Linked DNA regions of Homo sapiens: regions 1 and 2 are each linked to region 3. The links are chromatin contacts, found by Hi-C or POLR2A ChIA-PET in ENCODE. All regions are on one chromosome and are shown on one strand. Each heading gives the region's core, a stretch centred on a gene start or an enhancer-like site at or near the end of the contact. The rest is flanking DNA. Distances are from core to core; before and after follow the strand shown.

Region 1 (3,723 bases), core at 1,111-3,610, 220 kb before region 3:
ACCAGTGCACCTGGCTCTGCACTGATTTCTAATGACTAAAAGGATGACTTTGATCCTTTTCTCGGTCCCTTGCAACAAAAAATAAGGAAACCTACAGGAACGAGGGCCTACGTACCTGAGGCTTCTTAATACATCTGTAAGATGGGGATGGAAGAGAGCAGGAGTGTCTACAGAAGGCACCTTTGTCCTCTTTCCCTTGGAGGATCCTAAATGATCCTCCCCAATTTGCCGTTGAGAAAGACCAGGCCCTTCTCCAGCTGCCTCTCCCGGGCCTCAGCGTCCTCTAGCTTCTGATTTTTTCGGAATTCACGGCGGATGGAGGCAAAGTAGAAGTCTCGATCAGTGTAGCGAAGCTGTCGGCCCTGGCGCAACAGAGCCCGATAGAGACTCAGCACCGCCTCTCGGCTCCACGGGGCCATGGGGGACTGGCAGGGGCTGGGTGTCACACTATAAACAGAAGGAAAGACATACAAGCCTAGTATCAGAATTAATAACAAAAGGACCTGTAGAGACTATGTGAGGGCTTTTTAATCCAAGTTCCAGAGACCCCCCGCTCCAGGTCACCGTATGACTTAATGGCAAGACTAGAACTAGAGACCCCAGCCTCTGGATGCCCATTCTGGAAACATACAGGTTGTGGTTCACCAGGGCTCAAATCCTGGCCCTGCCACTTACTTGCCATATGACTTTGGGCAAAGGACTGAACCCCCGCTGAGCACCAGCTTCCTCACTTATAAAATGGAGATTAGGATATTATGGCAATAGTACCTACCACATAGGATTATTTTGAGAACTGTGCACGTAATGAACGGTAATAGAACTTCACCACAGGGGGTGATCTAGGAGGGTTGAAGACAAGCACTCAGCCATACTTGAATCCTGGCACCAGCACTTACGAGCTGCATGACCGTGGGCAAGTCTCCTAACCTCTCTGTGACTGTCTCAGTTCCTCATCTGTGAAGTGAGGATAAAAATCATATTTTGCCCATACGGTTGGCATAAGCACTAAATGAGTTTAATGTATGTGAATATGTTTAGAACAGCACTTGGCACACACGAAGCACTCTATCAACAGCAGATATTATTAGTAGCACCTAGCCAGGTTTGTAAATGCTCAATAAATAATTACATTTAAGTATAAACTGCCACTGCCTTCCTTCAGTAACAATAAACCCTTACACAAGCATATCTGTAAAGTGCTTTGTTGCCCATGACCACATTTAAATTAAGAATCTAGAAGGTGGTCAGGGTTCTTAGTAACAGTAAATGCTTATTGCATTATATTGCACTATATACAACGTGCAATGTTCGAAGCATGTCTCACATAACAACTCATTCTGTCAGCTACCCTAGGGGTCAACATTACCCCATTTTAAGTGGAGGAAACAATCTCCCAGAGGGAAGTAACTTGCCCGCGGGCCCACAGCTGTCAAGGGGAGGGCTGCACTCCTGACCCCAACTCTGCCTGCCTCTGGAATGAGTTACCCTTTGCTGGAGCCGGACCGTGTGTACAGCACTTCTGGGTGCTCCACGAACTTTCCCAGCACAGCGCTTGGCACATACAAGGGGCTCAAAATTATGCGTAACGGAGAGAATTTCACAACGTCCCTATGTGGAAGAAATGATCACCTCCGTTTCAGAAATAAAGAAATGACACCAAGTGGGGGAAGTATTTGGCTGGAAAAAAAGATTGGACTTTGGGCCCAAAGTCCGCGAGCCCTTAGCCTCCGGCCTTGCTAACTTCCTGCGCAAGCTTGAGCAAGCCACCATCCCTGCCCATTTTTCCTCAACTGTTTAAGAGATCCCTCGGCCCTAAGGACCTCCCGATGCAGAAAATCAACAGAAGTGTTTGATGCTGTAAAAGGCGACTGTCACGGCGAGGGCTGTAACTACAAGGTCGCTGGGCGACTGGGCGGCTGAGCCCCAGCCAGTCTGCACTTCACCAACCGTGGGGGCCGGGCCGGGGTGCGGAGGCCCAGAGGCCAGGGCAGGCCTGCTTCGGGGCACTGGAGGTCTCCGAGGTTGGGGCGGGGCGGGGCAGCCGAGGGGTCTCCCAGGGGAAAGTCCAGGGCGGGATGGGGCGAGACCCCCGGCTGCATGCTGGTATCCTGACTCCGGGCCGCATGCGAGGCGCCGGCAGCAGCCTGAGAGGAGGCGCTGCAACCTCCCCGCCGCCCAGCCGCCGGCGGCCCTCATTCCTTCTCTCACTCACCCGCAGGCCGTGCGCGCTACCACTCCGCAGGACTCGCCTCTGGCCGGGTACCTCTCCCCGGGTCACCCATCAACATGGCCCCTTCACTTCCGGGACACGACCTTGCGCACGGAGCTGCGAAGGGGCTGAAGGGAGCACGAGGGCGAGTGGAGGCGGAGGGACTTCCGGTCTTCTCCAAGCTCTCTCTCGGGCCCCGCCCCCTGCGCATGATTCCGCCCCCCAATCCTGAGCCCCGCCTCCGTGTGTGACCTCACCAAGGGACTGGCCTGCAGAGGCCACTCGCGCCCCGCCCCCAGAGGACTCCGGTGTCCGGGTCCGGCTGTGGGTACCGGGGTGGTCCCGATGCTGGCAGAAGTTCAGAGGGCAGGAGGTAGCCTCGCTGTCCAACAAGGCTGCCGCACCGGGTAGGCCCCTCACCTGCTGGCAACCCCTTAGCCTGTCGGGGTACCTGGCCAGCCTCCTGTACTGTATATGCTGATCTCTGGCTGGGGCCCTGGGGTACCTGAGGGAATTCTAACACTAATATTCAGAGCTCCTCAAAACCCATTTTCTCAGATCGCCTTCTTTTCATCCCTCCATGCTGTTCCTACTCCCCAGGCCCCATGGCTTCTGGCAAACTCCTACCCTTCCTTCAAAGTCTACCTCAAATGCCCCCCTTCACTGGGAAATCTCTCCCAGCCCCTTCCTCGCCTCCCTCTAACACACTCACGTGCCTTCTTTGGGCCCCACGGAAATGTCTGCACATCTTACGCCTCATAATCTGTTCAACAACAAAACGTATTTCTTGGCGCCTACCATATGCCAGGCACTGTAATTTATCCATTTGCTTCTCTGTCTCTCACTAGATTTGAGGACGGAGGCCGTGTCTCTATGGAAGCTCCCTCCCCCAACTGCCTCCCTCCATGCCTGGCTCTGCCAAGCCCAGGGCCTGGGGCTTTGGAGTCCGGGGCCACCGGGGCCACCGCTGGCTCCTAGTTCCAGTTCCACCACTTAGGGACAGCTGCCCTCTGCCAAGTTTCCTAACCTCACCCAGCCTTGGGGCTGTGGTGAGGATTAAAAGGTAATATCTACCAGTAGAGGGGTGGGCAATTGCAGAATAGTCAGGCTATCTGATAAAAGGACGAGAACCAGGAGAAGAACATTGCAGGGAAGAGCATTTCAGGCCTCCCCCCAGGTAAGCCTTTAAGCTCAGCGTGGTCTAGGAGCCACAGGGAGAAAGCCAGTGCTTTCGCAGCTGAGTGAGCAGGAGCTGGGAAAGAGGCCAGAGGGGAGGCCCTTACCAGAACTGGGAGGGAGATGGCGGGTGCAAAGGAACCACAGCAGGGTTCAGAGCCAAGAAGTGCTGGGATCTGACTTCCCTTTCAATGGGATCTGTCTGGCTTGAGAATAACGGAATGGAACCAGGGCTGAGGCAGGGAGACCAATCAAGAGTCTGTTGCAGGGCTGGGCACGGTGGCTCACGTCTGTAATCCCAGCACTTTGGGAGGCTGAGGTGGGCGGATCTACTTGAG
Region 2 (4,008 bases), core at 609-3,108, 190 kb after region 3:
TGCCTCAGCCTCCCAAGTAGCTGGAATTACAAGCGCCCTCCTTCATGCCCGGCTAATTTTTGTATTTTTGTAGAGATGGAGTTTTACCATGTTGGCCAGGCTGGTCTTGAACTCCTTTGACCTCAGGTGATCCACCCACCTCGGCCTCCCAAAGTGCTGGGATTATAGGCGTGAGCCACCGCGCCCCGCCAGGATTGTGACCCATGCGCTCACCTCCTGTCTCCCCGAGGGCCTGAGCTCCTTTTCTTTGGCCTGTCTGATTGATGGTTGCCCATCTACTTTCTATTCTGCTTTCTGGAAAACCCCTGAGCATTTCAAGCCTCCAAGTCCTGAGAATTTCTGCAGCTTTCCCAAGCAGGAAGACCAGGGAGAGGAGAAGAGAAGGAGATGCTGGCAGGGGCAGCAGGGCCGGGGTGACCTCTCCCAGCTCAGGGCCCTAGCTCTGGTCTTTCCAGGGATGGATCTCCCATCCTCCCAGTATTTCTGCCACCCATCCTCTAACCCATTAAAAATAAGAAAAGTGAATAAAATTCTCCCCTTCAAAATAAGAGCTCTTAATATTTCAGTTCAATTAATTCCTGGCATTTTACCTATTCATGTTATTTTATTTTATTTTTTTAGTTTTAGTAGATAAGGGGGTCTCCCTGTGTTGCCCAGGCTGGTTTGGAACTCCTGGCCTTTAGTGATGATCCTCCCCTCTCAGCTTCCCAAAGTGTTGGGATTACAGGCATGAGCCATTTTGCCTGGCCAGGCAGGAAAATGGCGTGAACCCAGGAGGTGGAGCTTGTAGTGAGCCGAGATTGCGCTCCAGCCTGGGCAACAGACTGAGACACCCCTTCTCAAAAAAACAAAACGAAACAAAAAATCAGGGTAGCACTTCCATCCCCAGGCCCAGGCCACTCTTCTAAGTGCTGAGAGGATCTGAGCTCACGTGAGGCTGCCCTAGGCCTGCAGGGGCCATTCTCATCTTACAGAGGAGGGGCCAGAGGTGCAGAGAGGTGGGGTAACCTGCCCAGGCCATGGAGCTGGGCCACTTTCCTGGCCAGCCCTGCCAGCCTCTGCATCACGGGCCCTGCAGGAGGGAGCCTTTGGGAACCAGGCTCTCTTCTTCCTAAATTTTAAAATAAAAGCATTTCTCCTGATCATTGAGTTTTTCCGTATATTCCGTGTTACTGGTGTCATTATAAACGGTGAATGTGAATACTGATCATGGAGGAGGAGTGTGTGTTCAGGGTCATCTGCATCCTCCTCTGCCCACAGTGGAGACATCCTTGGAAGAGATGATTTGCCTTGTGCTTCAGAGATCATTGCCTCCCCACACCCTCTCCTAAGACTTTGTATTGAAACAAAGTAATCTTACACAAAGTTCATCAAAGCACTGTGAACAAAATTCCAGATTGCTCCCATCATCCTTTAGTTCAGTTCTCCCAGTTCCAGAGCCCAGGAATGGCAGGAAGCACACAGAGAGAGCACCCTCCCAAGGTGGGGAGCACTAGCCCAGCCATGACTCTTAGGGGAGAGTCTCAGCAGGGGTCTTGGGCTGGTGCAGGCCGGGGAGGCGGCCCGTTCAGAAGCAGCAGTGGGGTGACCACACAGCAGGGCAAAGAGCCTGGGTGGGAGTGGGGATGGCAGGGGAGCCAGAGGAGAAGGAGCCCAGGGCTGGGGCTGGGGCAGCGGGAGGCCAGGGCTGAGGCACAGAAGGGCTGCCAGGCAGGAAGTGGCAGCAGAGGGCCCAGTGGACAGAGTGGGCGGCAGTACCTGATCTGTGCTTCTGGCCACAGCTTCCTTAGCAGACTTGCCCCTGCTTGTCTGAGGCACTAAGTTTCACTTTTGGCAGCTCTCCCAAAAGTCACAAAAGGTCAGCTCTCCCAAAAGTCACAAAAAGTCACTGCTTGATGAGGGTGGCTCCACCCTCTTCCTTTTGTGGGACTGGAGTGGGAGGGCCCTGGGGTGCTTCAGATCCCTCAGGCTCCTTTCTTTCTCTATTTCCTCGGGCTTGGCAGGGGAAGTCTGATGGAGGTGGCTCACCTCCCATCCTCCCACCCCCAATTCCCTCTCCAGGTACAGCCAGACTCAACTCCCTCCCCAGGTATAGTTTACAAAAGAACAAAGGCCAGATGCGGTGGCTCACACCTGTAATCCGAACACTTTGGGAGGCTGAGGTGGGCAAATTACAAGGTAAGGAGATGAAGACCATCCTGGCCAACATGGTGAAACCCCGTCTCTGCTAAAATACAAAAAATTAGCCAGGTTTGGTGGCCTGCGCCTGTAGTTCCAGCTGCTTGGGAGGCTGAGGCAGGGAAATTGCTTGAACCTTGGAGGCAGAGGTTGCAGTGAGCCGACGTCGCACCACTGCACTCCACCCTGGCAACAGAACGAGACCCTGTCTCAAAAAATAAATAAATAAATAAAAATAAAAAAGAAAGAAAAAAGAAAGGAATTGATGGCTGGTCACGGTGCCTGTTATCCCAGCACTTTGGGAGGCTGAGGCAGGTGGATTGCCTGAAGTCAGGAGTTCAAAATCAACCTGGCCAACCGCACTCCAGCCTGGGCAATAAGAACAAAACTCCGTCTCAAAAACTAAACTAAACTAAAATAAATGAAAGGAATAGAAGCCACAGAAAGGAGCAGGGATCCAGACCAGGGCTGACACCATAGACCAGATGCCACTCCCCTGGTGGACAGGGCAGGCTGCAGCCCCCTCCCCACCACCCCACTGACCTTTGGCATTCAGCCTCCTGGCAGGACCCTGAGCCTGATGTGAAATGAGCACTGGGGTCAGGCTCAGGACTGCATCTCCAGCGGATCCAGTGCCCATTATCTAGCCCAGTCCCCAGATAGCACTGGGAGGGGAGGGCAGTGATCCTGACAGTCAGAGGAGGTCCCAAGCACAGAGAGGCTAAGATACTGTCCCCACGTCACACAGCAAATCAACAGCAGAGCTGGAGTGCTGGCCAGGACTTCCTGTGTCCCTTCTCCCCCACAGCTAGCTACTTTGAGGTTCTTCATTGCTCCATGGAAAGGAGCAGGAGAGGAGACACGAGGGAGGGGACTTACTGCTCCTAAAGGGCCTCCCAGGTCAGAGATGAAGGACCTGGACTTCACATTTGCATTCTGGAACCCATGTCCTCGTCTTCATGCATATCAACCAACACCCTTCAGATCATAAACACCAAAGAGCCAGGCCAGGTGCTGTGGCTCACGCCTGTAATCCCAGCACTTCGGGAGGCTCAGGCAGGCTGATGACCTGAGGTCAGGAGTTCGAGACCAGCCTGGGCAACACGGTGAAACCTCGTCTCTACTAAAAATACAAAAATTAGCCAGGCGTGGTGGCGGGCATCTGTAATCCCAGCTACTCAGGAGTCTGAAGCAGGGGAATCATTCGAACCTGGGAGGCAGAGGTTGCAGCGAGCCGAGATTGTGCCACTGCACTCTAGCCTGGTCGACAAGAACGGGACTCTGTCTAAAAGAAAAGAAAAAGAAAAACCAAAGAACCCCTAGGAAAGTTGAATCCCAAGGGCGAGGACTAGGGGCAGTCACTGCGGAGTCTAGGTTCCACACCAAGGAGTCCCATTGAACCTTGCCCAGCTTGTCCCTCCATATCCTCCCGCCCTGCACACCCTGACAGCCCTCTAGACCCTGCATGGCCCCTGGGGTCACAGGAGCTTGGGTGAGAATTTAGAAGGTTCCTGGGAATGGCATCCCCTCCACCCTATCTGTCCTAAATGTTGGGGCTACAGTCCATGGAAGATTCCAGAATGAGCGGGGTCCTGCCAGGAGAGACATCAGATCTGCACACTGTAGTGCTGGTTAATCACAGAGCTGAGTCTCCCAGGCTGAGAAGCAGGGAGGATGGAAAGGAAGGCGGAACCCTTTCCTGGTCCTTCCCACAGGCAGCATTCCCACTACTCCTCCAGTGAATTCCTGCAGCAGAGACCCTGTGGTGTCTAGGACGGGCCTGTGCTTAGGTGTTATCTCCAGGAGGACGGGAGGTTAGGCTGGCCACTC
Region 3 (4,045 bases), core at 80-2,579:
ACCTCATTGCCGAGGGGCCCCCTGGGCCTCCCAGAAAACTGGAGTCATTGACCCTGGGAGGCAGAGGATCTTTGAAGACAACTTGTCTTCTGGGATTTTAGAACTTTTTGAAAGTTAAAATGAGGTCAGACACAGTGACTCATGCCTGTAATCCCAGCACTTTGGGAGGCTGAGGTGGGAGGATCGCTTGAGGCCAGGAGTTCCAGACTAGAATGGGCAACATAGTGAGACCCTGTCTCTAAAATAATTTTAAAAATTAGCCAAGCGTGGTGGTGCATACCTGAAATCCTAGCTACTTGGGAGGCTGAAGAGGGAGGATCGCTTGAGCCCAGGAGTTTGAGACCAGCCTGGGCAACAGAGTGAGACTCCATCACTACAAAAAATAAATTAAAGAAAATTAGCCGAGTGTGGTGGCGAATGTCTATAGTTTCAGCTACTCAGCAGGGCTGCGGTGGGAGGATCATTTGAACCCAGGAGGCCAAGGCTGCAGTGAGCCATGACTGTGCCACTGCACTCCAGCCTGGGTAACAGACACCCTGTCTCAAAAAAAAAAAAAAAAAAAATTAACCCATTTATGCCTTAAGTTGCAATTTTTAAAACTTTTGCAATCAGACCTTGGCAATGACCTTGAGAAGGAGGACAGAAATAATTCCCAATAATGGAACACTAGGCATAAATGAAATGATACACAAATAATACACAGGTCCAGAAACACACCCTCCTTGCAGCAGGACCAAATGATGGAGAAGACACATTGGCCTTCCACATTGTTGTGGGTTGAAAAGGATCTCCCCAAAATTCATGTCTATTCTGCACCTCAGAACGTGACCTTATTTGGAATAAGGATTTTTGCAGATGTAATTAGAGTATGGATCTCAGAATGAGGTCACCCTGGGTTGGGGTGGATCCTAAATCCAGTTAGAGTGTTCTTACAAGAGAAAGGGATGGGAGATTTGCAAACAGAGACTCAGGAGAGGAAAGGGCCCTGTGAAGTCAGAGGCAGGGATTGAACAGTGCGGTCACAGGCCAAGGAACCCGGGAGTCCCCAGAAGCTGAAAGATTGCCCCCTGGAGCTGTGGAGGCAGCATGGCCCTGTAGACACCTTGATTTTGGACTTCTAGCCTCCAGAGCTATGAGAATAAATGCCTGTTATTTCCACCACCAAGTGTATGGTAATTTATTACAGGAAACCAGTAGACACCTGCCCCACGGCCCTGCTCCGTCTGCAGCTCCTCCCTCCAGGGTTCCTCTCTGCTCTCCACACATGACTGTGGCATGCTGAATGCAGAAGTTTTGTTTTGAAATGTGGTGTTTTGAATGCAGAAGTTTTGTCTGTTGAATGCAGAAGTTTCATAGGCACATACCAGACGCGGTGTTCCGTAAACGTTCCATAAATTGCTCTGGCCATTGGTGCAGATGGGGGCAGCTCCCAGTTTTCCTTGGTTACACAAGAAGCCACTGTGAACACTTTTGCCTTGTCTCTTCTGCACATGCTTGATGACTTCTGGAGGCTGGAAGATTCCTTAGAAGGAGAATTGCTGGGTCAAAGGGTAAGCCCGTTTGCAATTTGACTGATGCTGTCAAATAGAGTCAAAACAGAAACTCAGAATCTTAAGAAGGAGAGAAGGTTTGGTGCAGTGGCTCATGCCTGTAATCCTTGCACTTCGGGAGGCCAAGGTGCAAGGATCGCTTGAGCCCAGGAGTTTAAGGCCAGTCTGGGCAACACAGGGAGACCTCGTCTCTATAAAAAATACAAAAGTTAGCCAGGTGTGGTGGCGCATGCCTGTAGTCCCAGCTACTTGGGAGGCCGAGGTGGGAAGATCACTTGAGCTCAGGAGTTCACAGCTGCAGTGAGCCATGGTTGCACCACTGCTATTCAGCCTTGGTGACACAGTGAGACCCTATCTCAAAATAAATAAATAAATAAGAAAAAGAGAAGCAGGGAAACAGACTTTTGGATTTTACAGCATGGGACACTTCCAACCCCAGAATTATAAAACTTCAGGAGAGGGGACCTCAGGAGAACATCTATTCTGGGGTCTCACTTCAGGACCCAGGAGTGACATCTTCCAAGCCCTGTCTGGGTTTCTGTTTCCCTGGAATGGGCTTGGAGAAAGCAGAGGAGATAGGACCCAGGAGCCTGGAACTCTGGGGCTCCAAGGGAGCTCTGGCAGGGGGTGAGTGAAATGCCTTCCCCACCTGGGCACCCAGCTCTTCTACCCAGAGGCTGCCCCTTTCCAGCCGAGGTGCCAGGCCAGCTGGGCCTCTGTAGCTGCACACAGTGGCCCCTCTGTGCTTGGCACACACACACAAAAATGTGAACAGAGCCTGTAATCCCAGCACTTTGGGAGGCCGAGGCAGGTGGATCCCTTGAGACCAGGAGTTCAAGACCAGCCTGGAGAACATGGTTAAACTCCGTCTCTACAAAAAATACGTGAAAAAAGAAATTAGCTGGGTGTGGTGGTGCATGTCTATGGTTCCAGCTACTGGGGAGGCTGAGGTAGGAGGATTGCTTGAGCTGGGGTGGTTGAGGCTGCCATGAGCCAAGATTGTGCCTCTGCCCTCCAGCTTGGGTGACAGAGTGAGACCATCTCAAAAAAAAAGAAAGAAGAAAGAAAGAAGAAGAAAGAAAGAGAGAGAGAGAAAAAAAGAAAGAAAGAAAGAAAAAAGGAAAGAAAAGGAAAAGAAAAGAAAAAAGCCAGGTACGGCAGCTCACGCCTGTAATTACAGCATTTTGGGAGGCCGAGGTGGGCAGATCACAAGGTCAGGAGTTCAAGACCAGCCTGGCCAACATAGTGAAATCCCATCTCTACTAAAAATACAAAAAAAAAAAAAAAAAAAAAAATTAGCCGGGTTTGGTGGTGGACACCTGTAATCCCAGCTACTGGGGAGGCTAAGGCAGGAGAATCACTTGAACCTGGAAGGCAGAGGTTGCAATGAGCCGAGATAGTGCCACTGCACTCCAGCTCGGACAACAGTGTGAGACTGTCTCAAAAAAAAAAAAAAAAAAAAAAAGAAAGAAAGAAAAAAATGTAAAGGAAATGAGCAGGGGTGGGTGGGGTGGTCTATGGTCTGCACTAGGCTGACTTGTGGCCCTGGCTGGAGTTCTGAGGTCTGGAACAGGGCAGGAGGCTCTGCATTAGATACTGGTCGCCTGCCTTGGAGTCCCCTCCATTCTTATTCTGGTGGTTTTAGAACATGCTCTTCCCCCAATTATTTGACACTCCTCTTCTTGAAAGATGGGAGTCTATGTCCTTTTTCCTTGAATCTGGGCTCCGTGGATGCTTGATCAATATGTTGCCAGTGAGGCTGTGTCAGTTTCTGGACCCAGGCCATAAAAAACTGCAACTTCTACTTCCCACCTCTTGGGACTCAGCCACCATGCTGTGAGGAAGCTCAACAGCCCCATGGAAAGGCCGGTGTGGGAAGGAACAGAGGACCCTCTACCCCTGCCAGCTGTCAGCCCCAGTAGAGCCAATGGGACCTCCAGCTCCCACTCAAGTTGCCCCAGCTGATGCCTCATAGAGCAGTGCTGTGCCTTCTTGCGGCATCTGGCTTGACTTGCAGATCTGTGAGAGAAACAAATGATTGCTCTTGTTTTAAGCCACTAAATTTTGGGATCATTTGCAGCATAGCAATGGATAACTGGAACACCCTCCATGACCAACAAAGTCGCCACCAGTGCCTGCAGGCTGGGTTAAGAACACGGGCTTTGGGATCAGACTCACCAGCCATATGTCAAGGCCCGTCTTTGCCTCAAGGGCTTCATCTGCACATGGTGACCGTAGTAGGACTCGCCTCATAAGGTTGTCATGAGGATGAAATGAGATGACACACATGGAGTCTGGTGCCGAGGAAGTGTGTGGTAAATAGGAGCGTGACAAGGGTTTACCGCCATGGTTGTTATTTCCCTAAGCAGAGAAAATTACTCAGTCTAGGCTGGGTTCATTCAAACAGGCATGTCCTTCCCTGCTTGCTCCTTCGAAGACCCCCTCCTCCAGGAAGCCTTCCCTGACCACCCTACACTGGGCCGCCACTCCTCTGT

What was found. Hi-C counts contacts between places; a loop is a spot of excess contacts on that map. ChIA-PET counts read pairs that join two places held with the same protein, here RNA polymerase II (POLR2A). Pooled maps may share reads with other maps.
Region 1: a loop to region 3 is called in a pooled map, with 2.3 times the contacts of the local background. The contact joins the promoter of MIEF1 here to the enhancer-like site in region 3. A Hi-C loop is called at or near these places in 2 of 50 pooled maps. POLR2A ChIA-PET finds 5 or more read pairs at or near these places in 3 of 52 experiments (K562, PC-9 and WTC11).
Region 2: a pooled map shows a loop between it and region 3 (2.4-fold over the local background). The contact joins the promoter of APOBEC3H here to the enhancer-like site in region 3. A Hi-C loop is called at or near these places in 1 of 50 pooled maps. POLR2A ChIA-PET finds 5 or more read pairs at or near these places in 2 of 52 experiments (WTC11 and activated CD4-positive, alpha-beta T cell).

Annotation. Positions count from the first base shown.
Region 1 is chr22:39,500,927-39,504,649 of GRCh38, reverse strand. MIEF1 (mitochondrial elongation factor 1) reads right to left here and starts at 2,360. Exons shown (of 6, transcript NM_019008.6): 1 at 2,213-2,360; 2 at 116-447. It overlaps LOC105373035 (a long non-coding RNA gene), which reads left to right and starts at 2,490. Exons shown (of 3, transcript XR_938263.4): 1 at 2,490-2,616; 2 at 3,058-3,386. MIURF (mitochondrial elongation factor 1 upstream open reading frame) reads right to left here and starts at 419. Exons shown (of 1, transcript NM_001414695.1): 1 at 207-419. The coding sequence starts at 419. The coding sequence ends at 207. RefSeq lists a silencer at 1,962-2,071 and enhancers at 1,579-2,078, 2,172-2,221, 2,079-2,580.
Region 2 is chr22:39,095,094-39,099,101 of GRCh38, reverse strand. APOBEC3H (apolipoprotein B mRNA editing enzyme catalytic subunit 3H) reads right to left here and starts at 1,858. Exons shown (of 5, transcript NM_181773.5): 1 at 1,759-1,858. RefSeq lists enhancers at 440-1,326, 1,657-1,996, 1,327-2,214, 1,537-2,736.
Region 3 is chr22:39,284,540-39,288,584 of GRCh38, reverse strand. No RefSeq gene overlaps it. Among named protein-coding and RNA genes, the nearest start is that of SNORD83B, 27 kb to the left of the region's middle. Within about 2 kb of position 1,329, at least 4 of the 41 ENCODE cell types and tissues checked have a DNase peak (open chromatin) inside an H3K27ac peak, as active enhancers do.